Regions from separate parts of the Homo sapiens genome. Here region 1 is linked to region 2. A link is a contact called in ENCODE Hi-C or POLR2A ChIA-PET data. All regions are on one chromosome and are shown on one strand. The core of a region is the stretch at or near the end of the contact, and the rest is flanking DNA. Distances in the headings are between cores, read along the strand shown.

Region 1 (5,589 bases), core at 2,578-5,077, 240 kb before region 2:
TGAGACCAGCCTGGCCAACATGGCAAAACCCTGTCGCTACAAAAAAATAAAAAAATAATAATTGGCCAGATATGGTGGCATGTACCTGTAGTCCCGGCTACTCAGGAGGCTGAGGAAGGAGGATCACTGGAGCCCAGGAGGTCGAGGCTGCGGTGAGCCATGATCACACCACTGCACTCTGGCCTGGGTGACAGAGCAAGATCTTGTCTCAAAAAAAAAAACCTTGCTAGCTTGATTGGCATGTGTCAGGCAATTTTTTTTTTTTTTGAGACTGAGTTTCGCTCTTTTCGCCCAGGCTGGCATGCAATGGCATGTTCTCGGCTCACTGCAACCTCCACCTCCTTGGTTCAAGTGATTCTCCTGCCTCAGCCTCCCAAGTAGCTGGGATTACAGGTGCCCACCACCATGCCCGGTTAATTTTGTATTTTTAGTAGACATGGGGTTTCACCATGTTGGCCAGGCTGGTCTTGAACTCCTGAACTCAGGTGGTCCTCCCACCATGGCCTCCTAAAGTGCTGGGATTACAGGCGTGACCCACCGTGCCTGGCCAGTTATTATTATCATTATTATTATTACTATTGTTATTTTAAGACAGAGCTCACTCTATCCAGGCTGGAGTGTAGTGGTACCATCTCAGCTCACTGCAACCTCTGCCTCCCAAGCGATTCTCATGTCTTGGCTTCCCAAAGTGCTGGGATTACAGTCGTGAGCCACCGCACCCAGCATTGTCAGACATTATTTACAGGCCTTATTTCATCTTTATTTTTTAAGACGGAGTCTGGCTCTGTTGCCCAGGCTGGAGTGCGGTGGCGGGATCCTGGCTCACTGCAACCTCCGCCTCCCAGGATCAAGCAATTCTCCTGCCTCAGCCTCCCGAGTAGCTGGGATTACAGGCTTCAGCTACCACACCCAGTTAATTTTTGTATTTTTAGTACAGATGGGGTTTCACCATGTTGGCCAGGTTGGTCTCCAACTCCTGACCTCAGGTTATCCACCCACCTTGGCCTCCGAAAGTGCTGGGATTACAGGTGTCAGCCACAGCGCCCGGCCGGTATAAGCTGTTTTTATTAACTCATCCAGGACCTGCCTAGAAAGTCTCCTACTCTCCTCTATCAAAAAAAACTCATTTTTCTTTTATTTTTTCAAAATTAAGGTATGACTTACATAAAGTGCGCAAATCATAAGTGTCCTGCTTGATGGATTTTCTCCTCATTTTTCAAAGTCCCATCATCCTCTGGTTATCCCAAAATCATTCTCTTCTTTATCTACCACAAATACCCAACTGTCTCTTTAAGGGAACTTCTTTGAAAACCTTAAGTGCTTCCTGCTTTCCTGTAATCCCAGCTACTCGGGAGGCTGAGGCAGGAGAATCAATTGAACCTGGGAGATGGAGGTTGCAGTGAGCCGAGATTGCGCCATTACACTCAAGCCTGGGCGACAAGAGCAAAACTCTGTCTCAAAAAACAAACAAACAAACAAAAAACAGTTTACACTTACTGAGCCCTTACCACAAGCTGAGCCCTTCGCTAAAGGCATTAGAAATAGCAACTCATTGACTTTTCGTATAATTTCCAAGAGGTACCTTCATTATTTGTGCTTGACAGATGTGGAAACAGAGGCACAGAGACAGTTAAGGGATTTGTTCAAGGTTACACAGCTAGCAAGTAGAGGAGTTAGCACTGGCCAGGCGCAGTGGCTCACGCCTATAATCTCAGCACTTTGGGAGGCCACAATGGGTGGATCACTTGAGGCCAGGAGTTCGAGACAGCGTGGCCAACATGGTGAAACCCCGTCTCTACTAAAAATACAAAAATTAGCCAGGCGTGGTGGCACACGCCTGTAATCCCAGCTACTCGGGAGGCTGAGGCAGGAGAATCACTTGAACCCGGGAGGCGGAGGTTGCAGTGAGCCAAGATCGTGCCACTGCACTCCAGCCTGGGCAACAGAACAAGACTCTGTCTCAGAAAAAAAAAAAAAAAGTTAGAATTGAAAGGCAAGTGATTTGGCACCAGGCATAGTAGCTCAACCCTGAAATCCCCAGCACTTTAGGAGACCAGGGTGGGAGGAGTGCTTGAGGCCAGGAGTTCGAGACCAGCCTGGGCAACACGGCAAGACCCCTAATTCTACGAAAAAAAATTTCAAATTACCCAGGCATGGTGGCACACGCTGGTAGTCTTAGCTACTTGGGAGGTTGAGGCAGGAGGATCACTTGAGCCCAGGAGTTCAAGGCTGCAGTGAGCACGATTGTGCCACTGCACTCCAACCTGCATTACAGAGTGAAACTTTCTCAAAAAAACTAAAATAAAGGCAAGTGATTTGGTTCCTGGTTAAGGCAAGCAGGCTGGAATGGAAAAGCAGCCATGGGCCGGGCGCAGTGGCTCACGCCTGTAATCCCAGCACTTTGGGAGACCGAGGCGGGCGGATCACGAGGTCAGGAGATGGAGACCATCCTGGCTAACACAGTGAAACCCCGTCTCTACTAAAAATACAAAAAATTAGCTGGGCATGGTAGTGGGCGCCTGTAGTCCCAGCCACTCGGGAGGCTGAGGCAGGAGAATGGCATGAACCCAGAGGCGGAGCTTGCAGTGAGCCGAGATCGTGCCACTGCACTCCAGCTTGGGCGACAGAACGAGATTCCATCTCAAGAAAAACAAAGAAAAAAAAGAAAAGCAGCTATGATCACCAAAGATCAGTCAGACCTAGAGGCCTCTTCTCTCATCCCGGAACGTGTACCTCATAGAACTTTTGGCTTTCCAGGATACTATACATATTAAGGTCCTGATATTAATTCACAGGTCCAGCATGGGATTCACATCCTCAAGGACATGGCCACCTGCACTTCTGAGTTGTCTTTGAGTGGCCCCAAACTGGATCTTTGCAGGTTCCAGACTAGTGGGGCTGGTAGGACAATCTTTGAAGCTAGACCAGTTACTGGGCCTCTCAGGAAGAGGCACCCACAACCACCATCCTGAACTAAGGTCTGAGCTGGAGGTTCTCCATTTGGTCAAGTGCCAGTTGGTGAATTCCAAGAGTATCAGAGATATCTGAAAGTGACTCAGACCCTCTATGGGACTATGGGTGGTCCTTTTGCTTATTTTTCTAATTGTTCTACAACAAAATGTGTTATTTTTGTGATTACAAAGAGTATATGTCTAGCGGCTGGGTTGCCAGGTGCATTCTATTTATTGGTATCACACTGGTCTTTGCTTTATAATTACAGTATTTGTTAAAATACAAATTTGTTTAAAGACTTTCCTCTGTGTATGCTCTCTTCCACAATTTTCAAAGTGTTTAATAAGGTGCACATATTTGGTTTTCTTTTTTTTCTTTTCTTTTTTTTGAGACGGAGTTTCGCTCTTGTTGCCCAGACTGGAGTGCAATGGCGCGATCTCGGCTCACCGCAACCTCCGCCTCGCGGGTTCAAGCGAGTCTCCTGCCTCAGCCTCCTGAGTAGCTAGGATTACAGGCATGCGCCACCACGTCTGGCTAATTTTGTATTTTTAGTAGAGATGGGGTTTCTCCATGTTGGTCAGGCTGGTCTCGAACTCCCGACCTCAGGTGATCCACCCGCCTCAGCCTCCCAAAGTGCTGGGATTACAGGCGTAGAGCCACCGATCCCGGCCTGTTTTTCAGTCTCTAATACACTGTTCCGCGTCCCTAGCATAGTAGCTGTTTTCTGTAAATTCGGAGCGAAGTTGACTGCAAAACCCGCCGGGTTCACCGGCCTGGGCGGTGTGGACTTCAAGCCCCAGGAGGCATTGCGGCCGGCACATCGGGAACTACGGCGTCTGAGAAGGGGGCCGGGCCCTCCGGTCCTTTCCCTCCCAGAAGCCCGCGGGCGGCTCGGAACGCTGTTTCTATCATGGCCGCGGGAGCCGGGACGGCGGGCCCCGCTTCCGGCCCGGGCGTCGTGCGTGACCCAGCGGCGTCACAGCCGAGGAAGCGGCCCGGCCGGGAGGGCGGGGAGGGCGCGCGGCGATCGGACACGATGGCGGGAGGAGGCGGGAGTAGCGACGGCAGCGGGCGGGCAGCTGGCAGGCGGGCGTCCCGCAGTAGCGGGCGGGCCCGGCGGGGGCGCCACGAGCCGGGGCTGGGGGGCCCGGCGGAGCGCGGCGCGGGGGAGGCACGGCTGGAAGAGGCAGTCAATCGCTGGGTGCTCAAGTTCTACTTCCACGAGGCGCTGCGGGCCTTTCGGGGTAGCCGGTACGGGGACTTCAGACAGATCCGGGACATCATGCAGGGTGAGGGCCGGGCCGGGGGAGGGGGGTTGGAGCGCCGGGGAAGGGGGTCCGGGGGACCGGGAGTCGGGACTGGGGGTCGCCCAGCCAACGATGTCTTCTCTCCCAGCTTTGCTTGTCAGGCCCTTGGGGAAGGAGCACACCGTGTCCCGATTGCTGCGGGTTATGCAGTGTCTGTCGCGGATTGAAGAAGGGGAAAATTTAGGTATGGCTATTTTTGTGTTCTTCTCTGGGCTTACTTGCGTAGGGTTTTGTTTTAAAACTTATATCTAGAACTGAAGGATTCCAGGTTAAAGTGCGATAGTTTCCATCAGAGTGGTCTTTTTCATTCTACGATGGGTCTGTTTTCTGGCTCGACTGGCTCTAGTTTTCTCCGGTTAAGGTTGTCTTGGCTGCTTTTCTGTGTTTTTTTTAAATCTTCTCCCACCTGTTAATTGCTCACCCCAACTTTGCTCCTGTCTAAAGTGAGTTATGTTCATATGGACATCTTTTTTCCCCCATGGTAGAGAGTTTTTCAGAGTGGAAGTACTCTGACATTTTTCCCCTCTGAATTTAACTTGAAAGCTATTTAGCTGTTGTCAGTTTCTTGCCACTCGTATCTGAGGAGGATGGGTATATTCTGAATTTGAGAGGCAAATGCAGGTATTTAAAAATAATTTTTTTGCCTGTCTTGACAGGTGTTAAAAAATGGTCACGTTAAATTCATTGATTTGAATTTGGACCCTTATCGTGTATGTCAACCTGTAGCAAATATGTCAAAAAATTAAATGCAAATCTTACCATATTTGCATGCTCCATTTCCATAAATATATATATATAATTTTTGGACATAACTTTTTTACCCTTAGAAAAGAGCTTAAAAATGAAAACTGTGCTTTGTCCTAGACTGTTCCTTTGATATGGAGGCTGAGCTCACACCACTGGAATCAGCTATCAATGTGCTGGAGATGATTAAAACGGAATTTACACTGACAGAAGCAGTGGTCGAATCCAGTAGAAAACTGGTCAAGGAAGCTGTAAGGCTCTATTTTTATATCTTTTTTCTTTGACCAAAAATCAAGGGTCTTTGAGGATACAGCACTTACTCTTTACTGTGTGGGGCAGAGGAAAACAGCAATGGGGAGAGATTGAGCAAGCAAGAAAGCACACACACAGACGTTATTTCTTCAGGTGTCTCCTTTCCCACCCAGGCTTGGGAAGTAATGGCAGTTGCTCAGTTTTTGTGATTTGGGTGGTCTTCCTTGTGGCTTTGGCATTGAAGCTCTGACATTTTGGAGGTTACTGCACCATTCGGGAGCACTCTACAAGGGCCTTAAGTAACTCTGGCCTAGGGTTTGGTCACCCTTGTTTA
Region 2 (5,521 bases), core at 2,111-4,610:
GTTTTCTTATTGAAAAAAACGTGCTCCCATCTTACCTGTTGCAACTGTGGATCCCAGTCGCCAAAGTTCTAAGTGATGAGCAAACTGGAAGAGGAGAAGCTGCCTCTTTTTAGAACAGGAGATGAGACATCGCTATATCCAAGAATCAAGAAGTTAAAAAAATAAGTCAGGGTCATCTACTGCCTTAGTACCAGATACAGTAGCACCACCTTAGCACATTTTTTACTGCTGAAATCCATTTCCTTGATAAATATTTCCTAAGTACTCCCATATGCCAGGCACTGCCCTGAGATCTATGAAGACGATGATGAATTAAAACATAGCTACTGCTCTCAACATGCTTCTAAAGGGGTGACACAGAATTAAATCAGCAATTAGACTTCAGTGTGCCAAGAATTTTAACACGGCTAAACACAGTATGTACTGAAAAATAAGGAGACAGGACATCTAACCTAGCTGTGTGGTGGTAAATACAGAAGCCCAGATGAGGTTCACTGGGAAAGACCAGTCAGGCGAAGGAGGCAGGGCAGAACATTCTGAGGAGGGTGATGGCATGTGACATAGCTCAAAGGTAAGAGTATTTGAGGGAACAAAAAGACCTTGAGAATGGCTAGCCTGGGTGGGGGTGCTACAAGCACGAGAGGTGCAAAAAGAAGCTGAAGGGCCAGGCCTGGATGGAGACAGGTTCTATAAGACACACTAAGGAAACTGTCTTTATGCTGAAGCCAACAGGGATAACCAGAGGCTTTGAAGCATGGAGTGATGAACAAAGGTGCTTTAAAACAGATCAATGGGCCTGGAGCAGTGGCTCATGCCTGTAATGCCAGCAATCGAGAGGCTGAGGTGCGAGGATTGCTTGAGACCAGGAGTTTGAGACTGGCCTGGGCAAGATAGTGAGATCTTGCCTCTATTAAAAAAAATAAAAAATAAAAAAATTAGCCGAGGCCGGGCACAGTGGCTCATGCCTGTAATCCCAGCACTTTGGGAGGCCAAGGCAGGTGGATCACCTGAGGTCAGGAGTTCAAGACCAGCCTGGCCAACATGGTGAAACCCTGTCTCTACTAAAAATACAAAAAAAATTACCTAGGCGTGGTGGCGGGTGCCTGTAATCCCAGCTACTAGGGAGGCTGAGGCAGGAGAATCGCTTGAACCCAGGAGACTGAGGTTGCAGTGAGCCGAGATTTCACTACTACACTCCAGCCTGGGCAACAAGAGCAAAGCTCTGTCTCAAAAAAAAAAAAAAAAAAAAAAGAAAAACAGAAATTAGCTGAGCCTGGTGGCGCATGCCTGCAGCTCCAGCAACTCGGGAGGCTGATGTGGGAGGACTGCTTGAGCTCAAGAAGCAGAGGTTACAGTGAGCCAAGATTACACCACTGCAGTGCAGCCTGGGTGACGGAGCAAGACCTTGTCTCAAAAAAACAAAAACAAATAAAATAAAATAAGATCAATGAAGAATAGGCTAGAATGACACAAATGCAAATAAAAGGACATGATTAAGAAGCTACTGTAAAGGAACCCAGATGAGAAAAGACACTGATCCAAACTAGGATGATGCCAGCGTAGACAAAGAGAAATGAATGACTCGATTCAAGAGATTATGAGGACTATGTTCAACCTCATCAAACCATATGCATTAAATATGTATGATTTTTAATATATCAAGTATGCCTCAATAGAGCTGTTGATCTATCTATCTATCTATCTATATCTATAACATATGTATAAAGATACTGATGAGTAGACTCAATGAGGTTTACTGCTTGAATGAATGGGGCAGCAGGTGTGGGGAGCAAGTTTTCTAGCTTGGGAAGATGGTACCATTTACCTAGAACACTGGAAGCCTGGGTTTTCCCGCTCCCACCCAGAATAGAGCCTACCCTGAAAGACAAACTAACAAAATTCCCATAACCCACAACTATTTGGAAAAGGGAAAAATTTCCCCAGAAACTGAACTAGGTGTGCTGCTGCATATCTCCTGCCCCCATAAATGTCTTTGCAGTGGCTTGCCTCAAAAACAGAAGGAATGAAGAAGGTAGCTACAGAAAGTCCTACAATATCTCCATGTCCCAGATGGTTAAAAAAAAAAAAAAGGCAGGGGCTGGGCACAGTGGCTCACGCCTGTAAGCCCAGCACTTTGGGAGGCCGAGGCGGGCGTATCACGAAGTCAGGAGATCAAGACCATCCTGGTTAACACAGTGAAACCCCACCTCTACTAAAAATAAAAAAATTAGCCGGGCGTGGTGGTGGGCACCTGTAGTCCCAGCCACTCGGAAGGCTGAGGCAGGAGAATGGCATGAACCTGGGAGGCGGAGCTTGCAGTGAGTGGAGTCGCACCACTGCACTCCAGCCTGGGCGACAGAGAGAGACTCAGTCTCAAAAAAAAAAAAAAAGAAAAAAAAAGGACCACAAAGCTGAGCGTGGTGGCTCACACTTGTAATACCAGCACTTTGGGAGGCTGAGGCGGGCAGATCACCTGAGGTTGGGAGTTCCGAGATCAGCCTGACCAACATGGAAAAACCCAGTCTCTACTAAAGATATAAAATTAGCTGAGCGCGGTGGCGCATGCCTGTAATCCCAGCTACTCGGGAGGCTGAGGCAGGAGAATCGCTTGAACCCGGGAGGTGGAGGTTGTGGTGAGCCGAGATCGCGCCATTGCACTCCAGCCTGGGCAACAAGAGCAAACTCTGTCTCAAAAAAAAAAAAAAAGTCCTACAAATTTGCCGAGCGTGAGCTGTGTTCAGAGCTTGTGGGACAGGGGGACACAGGGATGGGGAGATGAGGGGTTAGCAGGGGCTTGGAATGGACACTTACGTGGGGAAAGGTGATTTTTCGGAGAGCGGCATCGTAATTCTTTACTTCCACCTTCTCCATGAGAGGACGAAAGACTAAGTGGGTGTCAGTGCCTGGGAAAGCAGGGGAGAAGGTGTACAGAATTAGAAGTCATCCTCACGAGAACAGCCAGAACTGGGCAGGGTAAAGCAGCAGCCTCACCAGAGGGGGAACCCACCTCCAGATATCAGCGCTGTTGGGCTGTGGGCCACAGTGCGCACGTCATGAGTGTGATGCTGGAACGGTTTTGTCCGCACCCACTGCTTCTCACTGCTGTTAGATGTCACAGGGACCAGCTGAAAATGGAAGACTGTTCCCTCGGCTGTGCCCACCACGAAACTGTCTTCTTGCTGAGGAATTAAATCATGAGGGAGGTACACGTAAGCAAAACAAGGTCTGGTTGGAAAAATATTCCGAGGCTTTCTGTCTCAGCAGCTTAGGGGTAAACCTATGCCCAGAATCAGTAGGAAAGTTACAAGGGTCTTTTCCTTCCAGAAGCTAAGGATTCCATCAAAGGAGCAAGCTCAGACACTGGTAACAATGCGCCCCCTACTGACAAAATTAACGTCTACAGTACAGCAACGCTTCATATACCCAACATAGATCTCCTTAGAATAGCATTGAGAGAGAGAAAATACCTAGGACCTACTTGAGAAATTTAAATCCTTCGAAAGAACATAAGAGAAAACCTAACAAAGAAATTCATATCATGTTATTTAATACGAATATTTAACATGATCAAGTTATTATCACTAAAGAAATGTATTAAACCAATAAAAATACTGAAAATCCTTTATTTGGAACTAGAACAGGTGTTTCTTAATAACGTTTATTTCATTAAAAATATCCAAGAAACATCAGCCAGGCATGGTGGCTCACTCCTATAATCCCAGCACTTTGAGAAGCTGAGCTGGGTGGATCACTTGAGGCCAGGAGTTTGAGACCAGCCTGGCCAACATGGTGAACCCCGTCGCTACTAAAAATACAAAAATTAGCTGGGCGTGGTGGCGCATGCCTGTAATCCCAACTATTTGGACGGCTGAGGCACGAGAATCACTTGAACCTGGGAGGCAGAGGTTGCAGTACGCCAAGATCGCACCACTGCACTCCAGCCTGGGCAACAGGGCGAGACTCTGGCTTAAAAAAAGAAAAAAAAATGCAAGAAACACCAATAAAAAAGTTTCTTAAATAAACAAGGTGGGCAGAGCAGCACAAACCTGTAGTCCCAGCTACTCAGGAGACTGGGTAGGAGGATCACTTGAGCCCAGAAGTTGGAGACCAGTCTGCACAACATAGTGAGACCTCATCTTTTTTTGTTTGTTTGTTTGTATTTTTTGAGACGGAGTTTCGCTCTGTCACCCAGGCTGGAGGGCAGTGGCATGATCTCGGCTCACTGCAACCTCTGCCGTCCCGGGTTCAAGAGATTCTCCCACCTCAGGCTCCCAAGTAGCTGGGATTACAGGCACACACCACCACACCCGGCTAATTTTTGTTTTTGTTTTTTTTGAGACAGAGTTTCACTCTTGTCGCCCAGGCTGGAGTGCAATGGCGCGATCTCAGCTCACCACAACCCCTGCCTCCTTGGTTCAAGCCATTCTTCTGCCTCAGCCTCCTGAGTAGCTGGGATTACAGGCGTGCGCCACCATGCCTGGTTAATTTTTGTATTATTAGTAGAGATGGGGTTTCACCATGTTGTCCAGGCTGGTCTCAAACTCCTGACCTAGGGGATATACCCTCCTCGGCCTCCCAAAGTGCTGGGATTACAGGTGTGAGTCACCGTGCCCAGGCTTGTATTTATTTTTCAGTATAGACAGGGTTTTACCACGTTTGCCAGGCTGGTCTCAAACTCCTGACCTCAGGTGATCCGCCCGCCTCAGCCTCCCAAAGTCTCATCTTTAAAAAGAATGAAAGAAATAAACAAGAAAAAACAAAACAAAACAAAAAAACACAACTCACAACACAAAAAACCCAAACAAGAGTAGTAATGTGGCTAGATGTGATGGCTCACATCTGTAATCCCGCACTTTGGAAGGCAGGAGAATCACTTCAACCCAGGAATTTGAGACCAACCTGGGCAACATAGTGAGACTGCATCTCTACAAAAAATGTTAAAAACTTAGCCTGGTGGTGCATGCCTGTAGTCCCAGCCACTTGGGAGGCTGAGGTAGGATTGCTCGAGCCTGGGAGGCAGAGGCTGCAGTGAGCCAGGATTACACCACTGCACTCCACCTGGGTGACAGAGCAAGACCGTGTCTCAAAAAAAAAAAAAAAAAGTAATGAAGATATACATCCAAAAGAATTGAAGGCAGGAACTCAAACAGCTATACTAATACAGATTGAAGATTCCTAATCCAGGGCCAGGCGTGGTGGCTCAGGCCTGTAATCACAGCACCTTGGGAGGCTGAGGCGGGCGGATCACTTGAGGTCGGGGTTAGAGACCAGCCTGGCCAACATGATAAAACCCCGTCTCTATTAAAAATACAAAAATTAGGCCGGGCGCAGTGGCTCACATCTGTAATTCCAACACTTTGGGAAGCCGAGGCGGGCGGATCACTTGAAGTCAGGGGTTAGACACCAGCCTGGCCAACATAATGAAACCCCGTCTCTATTAAAAATACAAAAATTAGGCTGGGCACGGTGGCTCACGCCTGTAATTCCAGCACTTTGGGAGGCCGAGGCGGGCAGATCACAA

The links. A loop is a pair of places that touch in the nucleus more often than their neighbours do. ChIA-PET counts read pairs that join two places held with the same protein, here RNA polymerase II (POLR2A). Pooled maps may share reads with other maps.
Region 1: a loop to region 2 is called in a pooled map, with 5 times the contacts of the local background. The contact joins the promoter of TERF2 here to the enhancer-like site in region 2. A Hi-C loop is called at or near these places in 4 of 50 pooled maps. POLR2A ChIA-PET finds 5 or more read pairs at or near these places in 3 of 52 experiments (Caco-2, T-cell and activated CD8-positive, alpha-beta memory T cell).

Annotation. Positions count from the first base shown.
Region 1 is chr16:69,384,245-69,389,833 of GRCh38, reverse strand. It overlaps TERF2 (telomeric repeat binding factor 2), which reads left to right and starts at 3,827. Exons shown (of 10, transcript NM_005652.5): 1 at 3,827-4,241; 2 at 4,348-4,443; 3 at 5,124-5,254. The coding sequence starts at 3,863. RefSeq lists a silencer at 3,832-4,211.
Region 2 is chr16:69,148,195-69,153,715 of GRCh38, reverse strand. UTP4 (UTP4 small subunit processome component) reads right to left here. Exons shown (of 17, transcript NM_032830.3): 7 at 3,008-3,179; 8 at 2,812-2,903; 9 at 36-132. Among named protein-coding and RNA genes, the nearest start is that of UTP4, 18 kb to the right of the region's middle. Within about 2 kb of position 3,360, at least 2 of the 41 ENCODE cell types and tissues checked have a DNase peak (open chromatin) inside an H3K27ac peak, as active enhancers do.